Regions from separate parts of the Mus musculus genome. Here all the other regions are linked to region 4. Evidence: chromatin loops called from intact Hi-C (ENCODE). Cell type or tissue: heart. All regions are shown on one strand.

Evidence for each region. A loop is a pair of places that touch in the nucleus more often than their neighbours do. Peaks named below come from ENCODE experiments on the same cell type or tissue, not always from the same donor. Only the 100,000 strongest peaks of a DNase experiment are listed, where the experiment ranks them.
Region 1: a loop joins it to region 4, with 3 times the contacts of the local background. A loop is called at or near these places in 9 of 42 quality-filtered maps.
Region 2: it touches region 4 in a loop (7-fold over the local background); 8 of 42 quality-filtered maps call a loop at or near these places.
Region 3: a loop joins it to region 4, with 5 times the contacts of the local background. A loop is called at or near these places in 10 of 42 quality-filtered maps.

Annotation. Positions count from the first base shown.
Region 1 is chr7:39,550,625-39,555,624 of GRCm38, reverse strand. It overlaps Gm33989 (predicted gene, 33989), which reads right to left and starts at 3,127. Exons shown (of 6, transcript NM_001378673.1): 1 at 3,014-3,127; 2 at 2,293-2,397. The coding sequence starts at 3,016. In heart, a CTCF peak has its summit at 2,863; DNase peaks (open chromatin) are centred at 2,884 and 3,134; H3K4me3 peaks cover 1,670 bases; H3K27ac peaks cover 1,602 bases.
Region 2 is chr7:39,517,002-39,522,001 of GRCm38, reverse strand. Zfp619 (zinc finger protein 619) reads right to left here and starts at 4,236. Exons shown (of 4, transcript NM_001004139.2): 1 at 4,138-4,236. The coding sequence starts at 4,140. In heart, a CTCF peak has its summit at 4,087; DNase peaks (open chromatin) are centred at 4,051 and 4,271; H3K4me3 peaks cover 1,701 bases; H3K27ac peaks cover 1,575 bases.
Region 3 is chr7:39,541,228-39,546,227 of GRCm38, reverse strand. It overlaps a transcript of Gm33989 not described here. Among named protein-coding and RNA genes, the nearest start is that of Gm33989, 8.8 kb to the left of the region's middle. In heart, a CTCF peak has its summit at 1,927; DNase peaks (open chromatin) are centred at 1,257 and 1,817; H3K4me3 peaks cover 1,473 bases; H3K27ac peaks cover 1,319 bases.
Region 4 is chr7:39,447,163-39,452,162 of GRCm38, reverse strand. Zfp939 (zinc finger protein 939) reads right to left here and starts at 2,645. Exons shown (of 6, transcript NM_001243021.1): 1 at 2,510-2,645. The coding sequence starts at 2,512. It also overlaps the pseudogene Gm5590. In heart, no CTCF peak of the experiment used is centred here; a DNase peak (open chromatin) is centred at 2,712; H3K4me3 peaks cover 1,574 bases; H3K27ac peaks cover 710 bases.

The DNA of each region.
Region 1 (5,000 bases), 100 kb before region 4:
CACTAAGTGTTCAACTCTTCTGTCCTCCTGACTGAGCCAATAAAGGTTCTTCCAACCCAGAAACAGGATATATTTTGAGGTATCACTAAAACTTATTTAAAATCCTGAGGCTTGAAAGATGGCTCAGCAGTTAGGAGCACCGGCTGTTCTTCCACAGGACCCAGGTTCAACCCCTGATGCCCACGTGGCAGCTCATAAATGTAAGTCCGCCTCCAGGGGACCTGACGCCCTCACAGGAACGCATATAGGCAAAACACCAATGCACTTAAAGGAAAAATAAATAATTAAGTCATTTTAAAAGTTATTATAAATCCTGGAGTAGTCAACCTGACACTTCCACCCTAGAGAAAGGGGAAGGGGAAGAGGGAAAGGGAGATGAAAAGGGAGAATGAGAGAGGGAGAGAGAGACAGAAAAAGAGACAGACAGAGAGTCACTCTTAATTTTGGCACCTTTATGATTAGGCACTGGGAATCCCTAAGCTAAAGGCAACACATTGGAAAACAGGGATACGAAATCAAAGTCTTAAGTAACATTCGGTAAAGGAGAGGTCTCGAGAGATTAAATATTTCAACAGAATCAAAAGTACATCTTACAAAAATTTATGCCACAAAGCACAAATATTTGGGAGAGATTAAAACAATAAATGTCTATACTATAAAGGAAGACAGCTGCAAAATAAATCATTCCGTAATAGGAAGCTAGAGAAAGAAGAAATAAATCAAGCCCGGGAAAATAACAATTAGAGAATAAAATTGTAAACAGGCAGTCAAGAGACAACCAATCACTCTAAAGCTTCGCTTTTCAAAACTGTTAGGTCTCCAGCCGTGGGTTTAAAGAGATGAGTGATCAGAGTGTGGAGGACGGACGACTTACAGCCATACCACCCTGAGCACGCCTACTCTCACGCTCTAGCTGATCTGGGAAACTAAGCAGGACTATGCCTGCTCAGGACTTGGGTGAGAGAATTATACAGGGCCATCATTAGCACGAACATAAAAGAACCATAAAAGCATACTGTGAACAACTCCAGACCACATACTTAGTAACTTAGAAGAAATGAACAAATTCTCTGAAAGACAGAGAGACGGCCAATATGAGTAGGCCTATATGTGCTAAAGAAATGAAATCACTAACTCAAAAAAAAGATATACAAGATGCAAATTATTTCAACTATCAAATTTTTAACAATTAAGATATGGCACTAATTCAGTAAAACATCTTCTAAAATGGCAAACAAACTGTGGTTCAAATTTTGAGGCAACATTACCAAAACACCAAAACAACACAGGAGGAAAAAAAAAGAAAAGAAAACAACAACAACTAAAGAATGCTCAATGCAAAAAACTCAACAAACATCAGTAATCCAAATCTTCAAGTGTATTTCTAAAATAATTAAAAATGAGGCAGTGTGGTTACATATGCCTATAACCCCAGCATTTGGCATGCTGGGACAGATCTCATGTGAGTTTGAAACCAGCCTGGTCTGCAAATAAAAAGCCGATCTGAAACCAGGCTGGAATCACTGCAGATACAGAAAGTCAGTTCAGACTTCAGACTGTGGACAAAGCTCCACGGTAGAACACATGCCTAGCATTACGCAAATAGCTGTTTTCACCCCCATCAGTACCAATTTTTAAAATGTAACCACCAAACTGAGAAGCAGAACAGAAAAACCACAACACCATACGAGTAACTGTAGACAAAACAAAACAAAACAAAAAAACAACCCTATACTGCCAGAGAAGGAAAAGTACTACTGAAAGTGTTAAATAACTAAAAAAAGTAAAGTTCTCTTTGGCTTTAGAAAACCCAAGAACCAACAAGAATTTAGGAAACTAGGAACTTGTAGAGCTGCAAGATCAATATACAAACTGTATGTACATTGGCATTTGGATGGAAAATTAAAACCACCACACAGCTTATATAGCAAGGATAAAGTGAGACATATTTGCATATTAATGTAATTAACATCTGTACACAAAAATCATACATTTCTAATATAAAAACAATCAAAGACCTTAGTAAGTGGAGAGATTTCCATGGTTTTGGGAAGAAGCCTCAAAATTATGACAGTTGTCATTTTGATCTACAAATTCAACACATCAAATCCTCACAATTTATGCTAAAAATAACAGAAAGTTGATCTAAACATTATCTTGTAAGATATACTCAGAATCGGATCGAATGTTTGACTACTACCACGAAGCCCTAGGTTCCTTCCCCAGAAACACACACACACACACACACACACACACACACACACACACACAAAGGGGCTTATAGTCACACACCCTTAATCCCAGCACTCTGGAGGTGGGTTTGGGTAGCGGGATCAGAAGTTCAAGGTCCTCCTCAGCTAAGAGAAAGTTTGAGGCCAACTTGGGAAACCCGAGATCCTGTCTCAAAAAAAGAAAAAGAAAAAAGTTAACACGATACTGAAGCATTAACAGAACACTGCCTGACTTTAAGACTCCCGATAAAACTGCAATAATCAAAGTAGTACAGTATTTCAAAACTAAGAAATAACAATTTAAACAGTCAGAAGCAAACCCAAAATACAGTAAGTGACTTAACAAACTAGTAAAACAAACACGCAGATATAGACCAAATATTGGGTAGACTTTACAACTTTCGCAAAAGTAATTTAAAGTACATTCTAAGCCTAGACAGGAAACGTAAACGTCAGAACTTCTATAACTCGAAGAAACTATAGACTACCCTCACTTAGCTAGCAACTGGCCCTCGGGACAAAAAAGAACATAGGCTCTGAGCGCTCGCACAGCTGCGACGTCACCAACCCGGGCGTCCCCAGCGCAGGGCGGAGCCTTTCGCTACTCCTTGCTCTGCGCAGAAGCGGCCGAGAGGCGGAGCTGCCCAGAGGCCGCCGGTCCAGGGCCTAGGTTGCTTCGCAGCATGTCGGCCCCGCCCCAGTCCCGAAGAGCGCCCGGCACACCGGCTCCCGGGGCTCAGTCGCCGCCCCTCCCGCTCTGGGGGCAGAGGCCCCTCGCTCACCATGGCGCAGCTTCCGAGCTCGCCCACGTTCCTCTCAGAGCTCCTGGTACCAGCGCCGAAAGCGGGGCCCACTCGTACCCGTGTCCGCCACGGAGAACCTACACACAACACTGCAACCAGAGAAGACCCGCCTCCCCGCCGCCTGCCAGATATCCTGATTGGACAGCCCGCTTAATACTCTGATTGGCTAGCGAGGTCTGAATGCTAGAAGCAGCTCCCTTAGGAAGGAAGCCCAATTCGAAAAGACAGGGAAGGTGCATTTAAGGACTTGCGCTTGCTTCTTGCATTCCTTGCCTTTCCTCCTAGTCACAGGGTCTCTAGTGTTAGCATAACTCGCTACACAATAGCCCACGAGTGATCTTTGCTTCAGCTGGAGGGGTGCCCAGGCGCACCCAAAGACACATGAGAACAGGTCCTGAGGTCCTCTAAGGATCAACAATTTCAGTAAAGCAGGCCTAGGATGCTCAACAATAGTAGAACATGCCACTCCCGGTACTGTAGGCGAAGCCTTCATCCAAGCACTAAAGAGGTAGGGCTAGGAGGATCAGCAGCAGTTCAAGACTAGCCTGGGTTACATCGGACTGTCTATAAATGACACCAGCCAAGAGGGGAAAAAAGGAGTTTAGAAAAAAATAGTAGTGATTAGATCAGCAGTCTGTGAAATGGGTAACCCAACAATAACACAGCCCTCAAAAACCCCAAAACAGCACTAATGATGTTTCAAACTCAAAAGTTGAGTTTTAAAAAAAGATGTTTGTATTTTGTTTGTGTGTGTAGAGTAACATATCCCCTGAAGCTACCGTTACAGGCTGTTTTGTGTACTGAGAACCCAGGGGCTCGGAGACAACACTCAGAAGTTGCTGTTCTTCCATACCCTGGGTTCTACTGGAAAGATTGAAGGTTCAAGAAATGGAGGCTGGAGCCATAGCTCTGGGGTTAAGAGTACCGGTTGCTCTTCCAGAGGACCAGGGCTTCATCCACAACATGGCTCACAATTGTCTAACTCCAGTCCCAGGGGACTCAAACACCCTTTTCTGGTGTCCAAGAACACTGCATGCGTGTGGTAAACAGATATAAACAGGCAAAGCACACATACACATAAAAGTAACAAGATAATAATTAAAAATTAAAAAGAAAGGTCAAGGCACGACGGGGCTACTTGAGCAGGACTGGGTTCAAGGCCATCCTGGAGAAATTAATGAGATCTTGTCTCAAAATTAAAACATGTTTTAAAAAAGGCTTGGGGACTGAAGACGGCTCTGGGGTTAAGAGCCCTTTTTATTTCAGAGGAACTGGGATCTCTTTCCAGCAGCCACATCTCTGTTCACAGCCATCCATGACTCCAATTAGGGGATCCTACAGCCTCCCTGGCATCAGGTATGCATGCGCATGGTCCACAAATGAAATAAATACACCCAAAAATGTTTTTAAAAGAACCAAAAAAACAAAGCTAGACTAAATGGCATGAAACTATAATTCCAGAACTCTGGAAGGCAGGCAGATATTGACGTTCTAGACAGCCAGATCTACAGAGCAAGTTCCAGGACAGACAGAGAAAGCCCAGCTTAAAAGAAAGAAAGAAAGAAAGGTGGGCTTAGCCTAGCATGTGAGAAATCCTAAGCTGACTCTCCAGTGTCTCACTACCACAAAAAGGAAAGAGGTATTATCACCCATTATAGAAACAGAATTGATTAGAAGAGAATAGAACAGCATATTGAATAATCTAGATATAATCGACAGATTTCTACCATAGTTCAATCAAGGAAAATTACAAAAATCTTATTAGAAAATATACCCAGTGAAAAGATGGAATCTATCATCAAAACCCTCAACAACTGACTATATCACATATTTGAGGGAGACATAAGAAATCCTCTACAAGCTCCGACAAACGACTGAAAGATAAGTACCCTTCAACTCATTCTGAGACCACTATCTGGTTCAACGCCAGACAATGGCATTACAGGAAAAGAAAGCTACAGAGAAT
Region 2 (5,000 bases), 70 kb before region 4:
ACACAGAGATGAATAGATAGGAAGCTACCTTCCAAGAAATACAAGATAGGAAAATGTAATCCAATGGCCATAAAATTAAAAATCTGGAAATCCATTAAGAAAGATTCTAGCCTTTGGAAAACCTGGAGTATCAGACTATGCCACAGGAAGGAATCCTGTGATTGAGTTCATCATTCCCAGGCTGAAATCTGCCAAAACTGCTGGTTATGCTAATGCTAGCTATGCCCATACGAGACAGGGATAGAAACTAACTAGACTGTCAGTCCCTTGACCAACAAAGCTCATTTTGGCTGGGGACAGCCCAGATTAATGTTAGAGGACTTACAAGGGACTGAAACTTGTCTAATATCCAAAACCTTTAACCTAGGCATGTCCCCTTATTCTGATGCCTGTTGTTCAGTCTTATGGGTTAATTTGTCTAGATAACAACATTACTGAGCCCCCAAGACTATTTGGTGGGCATGTACTAATGGTGTCGACTACATGTGCCTCTTCTGATGCTTTCCAAACTAAGTAGACAAGTTGGTCAGGTCCTAAACATATTAAAAGTTTCCATTTCTTGATTAAAACAACAGTTAGATTCCCTTGCAGAAATAGTCCTAGAGAATTGAAGAGGTTTAGACTTCTCATGAGATAATGGAAAGTTTCTATATATGGCTTCGGAAGAAACCTGTTATTTTGCATTCATTGATTAAGAATAATAGAAAACATCTTGCCATCATTGGGGAAAAAAATCAAAATGAGAAAAAGACAAAAACAAATTGATACCAGTCTCTTTTCTCTTGGTTTCCCTGGCTACTACTCTGCTATCAGTATTGTCTGGACCTTTAATTCTCATTCTGATTGGATTAACAGCAGGGACCTGCATCTTCATCTAGATGGCTAATTATGTGTCAGTTTAGTATCTGGGGCCAGCTTCAACTCCTTAAAGCAGGATAAGTCCACCACTCTAAGCTCAATGGGGAATGTAACAGGCTCCCAGACTTTAGTAGGCTGCAAGATCTTAGCACAACTAACTCCATGATTCTCTATCAATCAGGTCAGAAAACTCAGCCCATAGACCAAATGAAAACAAACCCTTAACCTATCAAAGTCCATAATTGTGGGAAAGTCTCTAAATGTACTAACTTAACGTTTAGATCTGTAGATCCACTTCTGGCTAACTGTTCTTGTTAACTGAACTATGTCAATCCAGAATGTTGATTTCTTGTACTTAAAAACACACCCTGAGAAAGGCTCAGTGGTACACTGGGATTCTGACTACCCAGTGTAGTCACTAGCTGCCTAATAAAAGCATTCTATTGGCTTAAGCCCACGTCAAAGAAGTCTTCTCTGGTGGATACCTGTGATGGTGTGTATATGCTTGGCTCAGGGAGTGGCACTGTTGGGAGGTGTGGCCTTGTTGGAGTAGGTGTGGCCTTGTGGGTATGGGCTTTAATACCCTTGTTCCAGCTGCCTGGGAGCCAGTATTCAGCTAGCAGCCTTCAGATGAAGATGTAGAACTCTCAGCTTTTCCTGCACCATGCCGGTCTGAATGCTGCCATGCTCCTGTCTTGATGATAATGGACTGAACCTCTGAACCTGTAAGCCAGCCCCAATTAAATGTTGTCCTTATAAGAGTTGCCTTGGTCATGGTGTCTGTTCACAGCAGTAAAACCCTAACTAAGACAATACCTAAAACCCCATGGGGTTGGAGAGGCTCATGGGTTAAGAATCTTTGGCTCTCTTGCAAAAGATCTGAATTAAGTTCCCAGAATCCACATGTAAGCCAGATACTAACTTTGATTCCAGGGGATCTATACAGACAGACATTCAGGCATATATTCATAAACATAAAATCTTAAAAATACAAAACCTTAAAAAAAACAGGGACAAGGTGATATTGAGCAGAAAAATATAATTTTGTCTTTGACCACAGAAAATCCCCAGCCCCAACAAAAATTCAAGGAAAAAAAAAGCACTTGAAAGGCAAAGGCAGGCAGATCTAAAAAGTTCCAGAGCTACAGGCTGAGATCCTGTCTCAATTTAGAAAAAAGAAAAAAGGAAAAAAAAATGCAAAATTACTCAATTAATGACCTATCATTTTCCTGCATATCAGCACTGAACATCTGATTATATCATTTAAAAGCATCATTTATATAGCACCAAAGATAAAAGGAGTTAGAAATACATATGACTTTAATAACGATCTATAAACACAAACTTTAAATTATTAATTGAAAAGTTAAATGAGCGCAAAGATTCCAATTGTGGACCAAAAGCTTTAAAATTATGTTACTTCTCAAATTAAACTATAAACTCAACACAGAACTCAAGAGACCTCAAGAGATAGTTCAGCATGTTAAAGGTGTTTGGTGCCAAATCTGAATTCCTGAGTTTGACACCTGGGGTCCATACAACGTAAGAACCGATTCCTGAAAGTTGTCTTCAGATGTTCACACATGCTTGGTAGTGTGCCCACCAGTCTACACACACAAACACATATATACGCCATTTTTTTTTTAGAGATTTGTAGATTCAACACAATCTAAAAAAGAAGTTCTAGCTACTTAATAACAAATCTAATTCTATCGGTTGTATGCAAAGTCTAAAGCAGTGGTTCCCAACCTTCCTAGTGCTGCAACCCTTTGACACAGTTCTTCGTGTTGTGGTGACCCCCAACTGTAAAATTATTTTGTTGCTACTTCATAACCGTAATTTTGTTACTTGTATGAGTCATAATGTAAATATCTGATATGTAGCATGTGTGATATAAGACCCCTGGGTCTTTTGACCTCGCAAAGTGAAATTGAACACAGGATGAGAAAACTGCAGTGTTAAAGAGAAAGCTAAGTGGTTAAGAAATCTTGTTCTAGCAAGGGATTCCCCATTGGGTTCTCAGCACCCGTGGGGTTCACAAACATCAACTCAAGCTCAAGGGACTTACCGCCATCTTCTCCCCTCCGAGGGAACTAGGCATTATGTAATATGCATACAAAACATTCAAACATATAAAATACATAAATCTTAAAAATAAAGATTGTGCGGGAAGGGAAAACACATGAGACTGGTAAGTAGCACAGTTGGTATAGAGCCTTCTGAGGAGCAGGAAGAAGCCTTGGGTTCCTTTTGAAGCACTACATAAAGACAGAAATGGCTGACACATATCTTTAGTCTTTAATCGGGTGGTATTGCAGGTCTAGTTTCTCTGCGTTATCTTTAAGAGGTTCCGTACTTCGAGTTTCTTTCACTTTTTGAATTACACTCACTCTTGCGGTGAGTGAAAAAAGAAAGATCAGAAGTTCAAAGTTAACCCTCGGTAACACAGCGAGTTTAAGCATAGACTGAGTCATGAGTGTCTATCTCTAAAGAAAACAGTCAGCACACTAGAATAGGTCACACACACACACACACACACACACACACACACACGCGCGCGCGCGCACTATCATCTGACTGTAAAACTTTGTTTAAACTACAATAATAAAAGCAATCTACTCTGGAGAATGTTCTCAGCCCAGCATCTTTAATCAAAGCATTCCGGAGGCAGAGGCAGGATATCTGTGAGTGCATGCAAGGCCAGCCTGGTCTACAAAGAGAGCTCCGGAGGGAGCCAGGACTTCGTAGAGAGACCCTATTTCAAAAGCCAAAACAAATGTCCTATTTCACAATAAAAAGATAAAGAGAAAATTAGGAAATAAAGGTAAAAGAATACAGTTAGCTGTTTTTGACAAAGAAACAAAGAAAACTCAAGGAATTCCCTTCATTAATAAATATTAGTGAGCCACCTTAACATCTATATGTAAGAAATTAATAAAGGACTTTATAACTGTCACGAAAATTAACTCTAAGTGTATTCTAAACCTAAATAATGAAATGCGAAGTACAGAACCTCTTAAAGATAACTGAGACGAACTGGACTCACAACACTGCCTAAGAGCCCGTAACAAAGTGACGTCACCCGAAAAGGCGAGAGGGGCGGAGCCTCCTGCCACCGCGCTCTGCGCTCTACGCAAGCGCGGCCCGAGGGGCGGAGCTGACCAGAGCCGGGGCCCAGAACAGCGCTTCCGCTCCAGCCGCAAGGAGGCTCCACCAGACGGCCTCCCGGGGCTCAGCCCGCCTCTCCTCCCCGTCTGAGGACAGCAGCCCCTTGCTCACCATGGCGCGGCTTCCGATCTCGACTGCACTCTCCCCACAGGTCCTGGCAGCGGAGCTCGCAAGCGCGGCTCAAGTGGCACCTCGCTCAGCCTTAAAGGGGAACCCGGAGCATGGCGGCGAAAAACCCGCCTCTCGCCGCTCGGCAGCGCCCTTTATTGGACAGCTGGTCTGGCTGCTCTGAATGGCTAGCAAGGCCGGAGTGACAGGAGAGAGTGGAAGCGAAGAGACAAAGGCAGCCCAGCGGGTCCTTGTGGCCCGTGGCTTGTCCCCCGAGTACACACGTGAAGGAGTTTTCCTTTTAGGAACTTACTCCTGCCTTCCAGAGCTGGACCTGCCGTCTAGAGTCGTGCGTTCGCACTGTCCACTACACGCAATGGCTAGTATAGGGATCGCCGTGAATTTTTATACAAAAGGTTAATTTAAAAATTTTAATTGCATGTATTTAGTTAAAAGAAAAGTGTGGCAGAAGAACATGTGTCCCACAGAGCATGAGTGGAAGTTAAAGGGCAATTAGCTAGAGTTGATGGCCCCTTTGCACCTTATGGGTCCTGGGGATCGAACTCAATTCATAGGGTTTAGAAGCAAGCACCTTTACTCGCTGAGCCATTTCGCTTTTCCAAAAGTTGATTAAAAAAAAAAATTTAAGCGCAACTGTTATTTACTTTTGAAAGGGAGGTGGGGATAAAGAGACTGCCAAATTTAGAGACCAGTCTAGCTAGGTCCTGTAATCCCAGTACATGGGAGGCTGAGGCAGGAAAATCAGGCATCTGACAAGGCTACAGACTGGATTCAAGGCCAGTCTCAGAACAGAAACACACACAACACAGAAACACTCTGTAATACAATGCTTCCATAGCATGGTT
Region 3 (5,000 bases), 94 kb before region 4:
GTATTTTAAGAACATGTCACATGGCTGGGTGTGCTACTATATACCTTTAATCTCAACCCCAACTCTACCTCAGGAAGAGGCAGAAGGAGCTCTCTGAGTTCAAGGTTACCCTGGTCTGCCTAGCAGGTTCCAGGGCAGCCAAAGAGGTAAGAGCACCCTCTACCACCAAAAAACAAAAACAAAAACAAAAAACAAAAAACAAAAAACATAAAACAAAAAAACACAACCAACCAACAAAACAAACAAAACAGCCCTTCTATATAAAATATATTATATAATATATATATATATGTACAACATATATGCATACATATTATACTGTATACATACACACACACACACACACATATATATGAGTGGACTGATAGAAGTGGAATGTGGATCTGGGAAGAACAGGTGAGGGGGATGAATATGATCGAAATATAATGTATGAAATTCTCAAAGAATAAAAACAGTAAAAGTCAGACAGAGCATTGCAGAACACTCCTGAGACGTTTCCATTACTCCACCATCAAGGTACAGCATGCTGAACTATTTCAGTGTCTGGACACTGAGTTTTGCTCACATTTAGAAAACCTATAAAGTAACACTGCAGAGTACCAAATATCTACTCTCCAAGGCCTTGACAACAATCTCAAAAGTGAGAGGCACGGGGGGGGGGGGGGGAGCCTGAGGGAAACTGATTTTAAAAAAAAGAAAAAAGAAAAGTGATTTTTTTCCCAGTAGTTTTTTGTTTTTTTTTTTTTTCCCCCGAGACAGAGTTTCTCTGTGTAGTCCTGGCTGTCCTGGAACTCACTCTATAGACCAGACTGGCTTCGAACTCAGAGATCCGCCTGCGTCTGCCTCCCAAGTGCTGAGATTAAAGGCGTGCGCCACCATGCCCAGCCCCAGTAGTTGTAAAAGTCTGGAAAAGCCCCCCCCCACCCCCCACCCCTCCATTTCTCCTTCTCATCCCCTTCCCAGCCAGCCACAGAGTAAACATTTGAGTAGGAAAATGCGTCTCACTTTGGAAAACAGAATTCCCCACTGGAGAGCACGCACGTTCTACACAAATGCAGAAAACCCGATGTCCTAAGGAGAAGCCACTTGTTCCCTATTATCAAATAAGTCACTAACTCCAAACTGTCTTAAAGTCAAAACCACTCACTGCGAAGTATGAAGTACATGTTTACAGAGCTGTGGCCACCACCCTCTTTCTATCTTCGTCCAGGGCCTGACACAGGCTGCAACTGCACAAAGGACAGAGAGCTTGGTCAGCAATTCTCCACGCCCCGCCACAGAGAGGGCTGTAGACACAATCAATCCTCTTTACTGAATCTACGACAGACTTTCTGAGGTTCAGGCCAGAAAAGTGGCGGACTTGGCCAGGATCAGAGACAAGAGACTGCTAAAACGGGACGGACAGGGACAGCACAGTTCTAAGGAAGGGGACTTTGAAAGATCATCTTAACTTGGGCCTGGAAATCTTTCAGAAGGGACCCTCACGGACAGGAAAAGACGCCAGGGAACCCAAGGGGAAAGGAGACGCGAGAGGAAAGGAGGAGTCCGAGTGGACAGCAGAGAGAGCTGCGGGCGAGAGTCCAGATCGCTGTTTCCCCGCGCCAAAGACACTGTCCCGATCCGTCCCGCGGCTACACTACGCGCAGTCGCGCAGTTGCAGACAAGGACCCCAGCAGGGACCTGGCATCTCACAGGGCCAGCACCCGGCCTCCCTGCTCCTCACCGAATGCGCGTGAGTTGCTCCACTCGACAGCGCCTTCACCGCCCGCTTGCAAACGCCACTACCGACAACTCAATCGGGAGCAGGGCGGAGCCGAGGAGAGCTAGGCAGATTCCGGAGTGGGAGGACTTTCAGGAGCCCCAGCGTTAGCACAGGCTCTCCAACCCAGACCTGGGAGGGTTTCAGTTCTCTCTAGGCAGCCACTAGGAGGCTCGAGAAGTGGGCGGGGAGACTCCAGTCTGAGTCCCACAGGAGTGCACTCCACTTTTCTGTGCACCTTGTTGAATCCTCGTAAACCTGCCTTAACCTTCCAAGTGATTACAGGCCTGTGTCACCCTGCCTGGCTTGGGTGGCTTTATTTTCAATTTTAATGAATCTCTAGGTTGGAGGGATTAAAAAGAGCGGTTACACATAACTATAGTAGAAAATCTCTTATCTCTGTGAGTCTGGGTTTCCCCCTCTGTAAAATGCTATTCCCTTACTCCTTTGATAGGATTATAACATAATCGATCATCATCATCATCATCAAATGTTGCTCATAGAGGGAAGTCAGTGGAGTTTAAGACATGAGATATGCATTTGATGTTGGCCATCTTCTGTCACTGTTCTAGCCAGAGCCTGTGTCCTGGCTACTCTAATGAAATAAACAGCCACTGCCTCTCATCCTCCCATAAAATAAGAGTTAAATTAGTAGTGACAATCAGCCAAGTCCTGGTGGTACATGCCTTGCCTTAATCCTAGCACTCAGAGGCAAAGACAGATGCATCTCTGTGATTTCAGAGCCAGCCTGGTGTACCCAGCAAGATCCAGGACAGCCAGAGCTACAGGATAGACACCTTGCCTCAAAATTAAATAGATAAATAAATATGTAGTGCTTTGTATAGTAAAGCCTTTATGTGTGGCTTCAAGTGAAGTGTGTCGTAAAGCCTTTGTGTCCAGCTTTGAGTGAAATACTTCAGCAGAGCCTTTGCTATGTCTGGATTCATTGGTAGAGGCTGAGAAATTGCTTCCAGGGTGCTTGAACCTTGAAGAAATGTCTCCCTGGAGAGTCTACACTTGTTACTACATGAGAGCTTGCAGCTGCACAGACTTTGGTCCTAACACATTCCTGGCCAACTTGGAGGTCTTACTTTTGATTATAGTTAGCCATGGTCAAAAGGAACGGAAATCTGTGTGGATTGTCTGCTCTGCTCTCTCAGGCAGCAAGGTCAAGATAACATTGGTAGCTGGAACCTTTCCCAGCCTACTTAATTTTGTGTAAGAGTGAATAAAAGTCACTGGTGTAAGCTGGTTAGGGTCAGTCTTTTCCAAGAAGGCTTGAGCCCCTCTGCTCCTTCAGAAAATGAAGGCTTTGCATCTTAGCGAGCTTCTCTCTCCACTGTGGCACCTATAACCATCAATCAATATAAATAAGTAAGGGAAAGACAGAAAAAGGATTTATTTAATGTGGTTACATTCGGAAGAGACATGACTATGTCCCTTAGTCCATCTTCAGGGTCCTACAGCAGGATGACACTTAAGTAGAGGCCAGCAATAAGCTTACCTAAACAGTCCAGCCAAGGCATGAGGTGAGGTGTAGCCCACCCACCTCCCTACCTTCAGCTCTTGTCTTGACAGTATGGCGGGAAAACAGACTTAGACAAGTCTCCCATATACAAGGTCCTCCTCTGGTTTTCCTCGGCCTTTGCTTCTAGGATGAGATTCTTGGAAACATTCTAATTTGTTTCAAGAGTCTGTTGGCCAGAGAGAAAGATACAGATGTCTCTTTAGAATATCATTCCTGCCAGGCAGGCTGAATCACATAGACAATGGGGTGGCATGAAGATCTCAGCAGGGATGGCAGAATCAGGACCAAGCCATGCTGTCTCTAACAGCTAGACTGCTGCTTCGGGAACTATGGAAAGAGTTTACCTTACTATATTGTAATCCCATCCATGACACCTCAGGAAGCAACCTATGAGCTCATTTACTAAAAGGAAAGAAAGAGGCTTTCATGAACTGTTGGAGATGCAACTTTAGACGTCATGAAAGTTGTATACATAGCTGCCGCAACATTTACCCACGCTTTCCTGAAGTGCCTTTCTTGCTAATAACTATGCTTAAATTCTCTTTGTCATAAATTTCAGGGCAGAATAGATGGCTGAGTGGGTAAAGTGTCTGCCCTGTAACTAAGGAGCTGAGTTCCCATCCCCAGAACACAAGAAAAGTCAAATATGACTGTGCAGGTCTGTAACTACAGTGAACCAGGACAAGACAGGAGGCAGAGACAGGAGAACCCCTAGATAATCACAGCCATAGAGCAGCAACAAGAGACCCTGCCTCAAGTTCAGTGGAAGGTAACTTTAGCCTCTAACCTTCATCTGGATGCCATAACTCACATGCAAACACACACACACACACACACACACACACACACACACACACACACACACACACACAGAGTATTAGTTAGGGTTTCATTGCTGTGAACAGACACCACGACCAAGGCAACTCTTACAATAACAACATTTAATTGGGGCTGACTTACAGGTTCAGAGGTTCAGTCTATTATCATCAAGACAGGAACATGGCAGTGTCCAGGCAGGCATGGTGCCAGAGGAGCTGAGAGTTCTACATCCTCATCTGAAGTCTGCAAGCAGAACACTGGCTTCCAGGCATCTAGGGTGAGGGTCTTAAGCCCACACCCACAGTGACACACCTACTCCAACAAGGCCACACCTACTCCAACAGGGCCACATCTTCTAATAGTGCCACTCCCTGTTGCCAAGCATATACAAACCATCTCTCTCTTACACGCACACACATGCACACACACCAATAGACAAACATAAAATAAAACTCACCTCTGATCTGTATTGACTCAAGATCTTTTTAACAATGCAGTCAAGAATTCTGGCTTCACTAAAGTGGAGGTTCCAGAAAAGAACTGTATTACTATAGAAAGCAGCATAAAGCTGTGTTTCCCTTTCTCTTCCTCTAACACAATTGCTCGCTCTGTCTGACTATTCTAATGTGCCACTTAAGCTGGACTTGTGGTAAAGCCCGCTGGCAATCTAGCATTTGTGAGATAGAGGTGGGAAGACTACTGTGGATGTGAGGAAAGTCTGGGCTACAGAGTGAGACACTGTCTGTCCTACCAAATAAGAAATCAACTAATTAAACCTGAGTAACAGAGGAAAAGAGGCACTGGAGGGTTACAGTAATAGCTTTCAAAATCACTTCAGGTGCCCGTCGTTGATTTCTTTGTCATCATCATCTTCAAAAGGTGATTTTTGCTTTA
Region 4 (5,000 bases):
GTGACATATCTACTCCAACCAAGGCTACACCTACTCCAGTGGGGCCACACCTTCTAATAGTGCCACTCCCTGGGCTGAGCACAGACAAACCATAACATTCCACTCCCTAGCCCCAATTTTTGTTCAAGCCCATGAATCTATGGGGGCCATAAATAGCCATAACATAATATAAAATACATTTAGTCCAACTTCCAATGTCCCCATAGTCTATAACCGTCTACACAATGTTAAAAGTCCAAAGTTCAAGTCTCCTCTGAGATTCTTTCCATCACTTAACTGTAGTCTCCAAAGCAAGACAGGAAACCAACTGGGAAAACTCAAACTCTGCATCTCCATGGCTGATGTCAAAGCAGTCTTCAGATCTGCACTCCTTTTTCACCTTTGTTGACTGCAACAAACTTCTCCTGGGGTGGTTCCACTCCCTGTTAGCCGCTTTCCTCAGCATGTATCCCATGGCTCTGGCATCTCAAACATCTTGGGGTCCTCAAGGCAACTTCAACCTCACAGCTCCTTGTTCCAATGTCTGGGATCCACACGTGATCTTATGGGCTCCTCCAAAGGGTCAGACCTCCAGCTCTGTACTCTGTAGCACTCTAGGCTCTGGCTGATCCACTCTGCTGCTGCTGCTGTTCTTGGTGATCATCCCATGGTACTGGCATCTCCAATACACTGGGGTCTTCTGCTGCAACTAGGCTTCACCAACAGCCTCTCATAGACTCTCTTCATGGTGCCAAGCCTCAACTCCTTTACGTGACCCCTTCAGTCCTGGGTTGTCAACTGCAACTGAGGCTGCACCTTCACCAATGACCTTCCATGGCCTCTCACAGCGCCAAGCCTCAGCTGCTCTCCATGACCCCTTCATGCCTTCAAAACCAGTATCACCTGTGTGACTCTTACACATTACCAAGTACAGCTGCAGCATGAAGTGCATCCTTGGCTATCTCTGGAACACAACTTCTTTGTGCTCTCAGAAAATACTTCTCAGAAGATTTCACCTTAGTGATGGTGGTCTCTTCTTAATCACTGCTAATTTCTTAGCACCAGCTCACCAACATCAATTGTCCCAGTAGTCTCCTCCTCATGACTATGATGCCAGAGCCATATGGCTGGAACTGCCTAGTTCTGCTGCTTTCTAGGGCTGGAACATGGCCCCCTTGTTCTATTACATTATCACTAGCTTTCTGTTTTCCAACTCCCTCACTGCCTAAGCTTGGCTGTCCTGGAACTTGCTCTGTAGATTGACCTTGAACTCAGACATCTGCATGGTTCTGTCTCCTGGGATTAAAGGCTTGTACTACCACACCTGAACCTAAATTTGGCTGGGTGGGATCTTACCCCAAGCTCCACTCCCTTAATTCGATTTAATATCTTTGAACACAGGTTTCAGCTCCGATTCACTTCCTGGTTCCCCTTTAATACTCAAACCATGTATTTTATATTTTTCCTTTCTAAACTTATTCAAAAATGCTCCTGAGACTTAACCAGAGAACAAAGTCTATGATGGGTGTTTCTGAGAATTCCTTTGTCAATGCACCTTAGCCTCAGGCAGACTCTTCAGACAAGGGCAAAAAGCAGCCACAAACTTCACCAAAATATTACAAAAGCAGTCTCTAGGCCACATACTGAAGTTCTTCGCCACTGAAACCTCTTTGGTCAGGTCCGCACAGTTCAAATCACTCAAAGCAACAAGGTCTTCCATATTCCTACTAGGACAGCTCATTAAACCCCACTTAAAGCATCCCACTGCTCTCCAAATCTTCTACACAAAAAGGACCCAGTATGAGCCCTGATGGTGCATGAGTATAATCCCAGACATTTTAGAAGCCAATATAGGAAGATAGCAAATTCAAGGCCACACTGGCCTACACTGGGACCCTGTCTCTATCCTGGCACAGAATTTGTCTAATATGCACAAATCTCCAGGTATTCCATCCTCAATGCCATATATACAGACATATCACACAGATTCAGATCAATCCCCAGACACATAAAGGCAGACGCATACAAGCTAGCCCTGGACCCACCTCCGCAGGTGATGAGCAGTGGAGAAGAGGTAGGGAGGTAATAAGCCACTGCCTTCTCAATAATGGTAGAAGATTCACACAGCCAACGTCCTAGAGAACCCAAGTGACTTAAGGAAATGCTTCGCGACAGCAAAGCCATAGTGCTGGCAGGCGCTCGTACACCTAGATTTGGAGAGTCCGGTTCAAAAACCACAAAGACATGAAAACAGACACACACACCCAAAGGCGTACTCAGAACCCAGCAGAAAACACAGCGCGAGTCCGGGAACGCACTGGCCTAGATGCAGCGACGACTGCTCTTTCCGCAGCACGCCTTGGCCAGGCCACTCTCAAAAGCCTTTCTCGGCCACCCCGGCCCAGGTGCCTGAAAACCCATCAGCCCTGGCAGGACACCAGTGCCTGGCTGGACGGGACCGTCCGGAGGGGCCAGGCGGGAAGGTGCGGTGTGCCAACACTGAGCCCAGGTCAGGACGCCATGCGCTCACCATTTCCGGTTCCTGGACACCAGGGTCCTAATTACGGAGCTTCCCCCAGCAGCGATGGGCACTGACGACAGAAAGAGGCAGAGAATCGCAGATACCAAGCAGAAGCGCCTGACAGATCCCAACCCCGATGGTGGTGGGTGGGTAGTGGTAAGTGGGCGGGGATAAAAAGAACCTTCGTTCAATGCCCGCCCTCCTACTTTCTCAGGGAATCCGATTGGATCCTCCTATAACAGTGCTTTTGATTGGACAGGGATTCAGGCCTTGCCCTCCTGAGTGACAGGAGAAAGGAGCTGTAGGGGTGTCTTTCCAGTGACCAACAAATGCTAGACAGGTCACAGTGTGCTCTCTGAGCCGCCAGCACTCCAATCCCACGGAGTGAAAGTAACTATTCTGCACCCATGTAGAAAGGAATTTGCCTCTGGCGAAGGACTCAATAGTAACTGTGATTTTTGCTTTTGTTTTGTTCTTTTCATTTAATTAGCAGATTTTTCTTGTTTTATTTTTTTGTCGTTTTTACGTCCTATTTATTTATTTGTTTTCGTGGGGTTTCACCTGCCTTGGCACACGTGTAGTGTTCAGAGGACAACTTGTGAGAGTTGTTCTTTCGTTCTACCATGTGAGTCCCACGGATCGCTTTGATGTAGGAGCCTTTACTCACTGAATCATCTCATTGGCCAAGTTTGTTTTCTCAAATTTTCTTTTACTTACATGTGTACATGTGTGGCCAGAGAAGAAGGTTGAAAATCTTCTTCTGTGACACGTGGACTTTATTCTCCTGGGACAAAGCTTCTTGCTTAACCTGGAGGAAAGCTGGCAGCCAGCCCACCCCAGTGGTCCCCAGTCTCTCTATAGCCCTCAACTTTCTTATGTACATGCTAGAGATTCAGACTCAGGGTCTCACACTTGGAGATTCACCCTTACTCTTTAAACCATCCCTCCAGTTTCTTTTTGGCTCAGTATGTTATCGTGACTTGCTGGGAACTCGTTACAGATATGACCTTGAACTGGTAGTAATCTCTATAAAGCCTGAACATTTCTGTGATTAGAGTTAATTTACAGCTAATGTGTTACTCTACCTGATGTCGATTCTGTTTTAATCCATACTCGAGGGCAGCAATAAAATTATATCACACAGACAAGATTACTTCTGAATTCGTTATCTGAAAACACAAATGGTGTTATTTGGCCATGTTGTTCATAAATAACACGGTTTTGTTTATTATTTAAAAGTAAAGCCATAAAGGTGCCTCATTGAGTTTTCCACCAAATTGGATAACATGAGTTCCATTCCTAGAACCCAGATACTATAAGGAGAGAACCAACTCTCAAAAGTTGTCCTCTGACCTCCATATATGCTCTGTGATAGCCATACTGTTTGCTTTTCTGATGCTATGCTTAAACACTGACCAAAAGCAATTCAGGGAGGAAAGGGTTTATTTGGCTTATAACCTAAAGTCTGTCTTTGAGAAAAGTCAGGGCATGTTAGGCACACAAAAGTTCTTGTGCCCACAGAGCATTAGGAAGCCAGGAATGTTAAACACATGGCGTTCTGTCCTCAGTGGAAGAGATAAAAATGCTGTTTTTTTCACCCAGAAGACTAGAAGTGGATATTGTTAATGACCTGGTGACATTTGTGCTGTCTGTGGAGGCAGACCAAACTCACTTTTTGCTAAAGAGGCAGATCTTACCTAAATCCTGCAAGATTTATAACATCTCTCCCTCCATTGCTTCTAATTAATAAAACCCACCCTTAGTGGGGATGCCACATGTATTTTATGGCCTGCTAGCCTCTATGCTATTGAGAGAAGACCACACGAGATTCCTAGGGTATTTAGCTGTAGAACCCATCCCCATGGTTCTATGTACTCTGTAAAGGAGTTTCTATACAGTAAAACCTTCAGCTGTATTGTTCACTTAGATCTGGAATGATTGTTTCCTGGAAGGAAGCTTTTCCCCAAACTACTGTGTTCAAAATACTCTAACAATGAACCACCTAACATTAGACTCGCTGAGTCTGGTCCAGGTTGCTGAAGTCAATGCAAACCATTTTCATTCTCCTCTCTTCATGGGTTGGGTCACCTGCATTCCCAAACAACTCATTCCGCAAGGTGGTGTAATGGCTATTCCTGGTAGTCAACTTGACTATATATCCAGAATTGGAAGGTTCCCCTGTGATCCAGATCTTGAGGCTGGAAGACACAAGTTTCTGATCTGAATCTTAGCATGGGGCATATTGGCTATGAAAAGCTTAGGCCCAGGCAAGGTAGTAAACACCTTTAATCCCAGCAGACTAAGGCAAGGAGATCTCTGAGTTCAAGGTCAGCCTGGGACAAAACAAGTCCCAGATCCAGGCATGGTAGTATACACCTTTAATCTGGCCACACCTTCTGCTGGAGGCCTATTTAAGGACATTGGAAGAAGGAAGATTCACTCTTCTCGCCTGCTTGCATTTACTTGCCAGCACATCTGTTGGAACCTACTTCTACAGAAG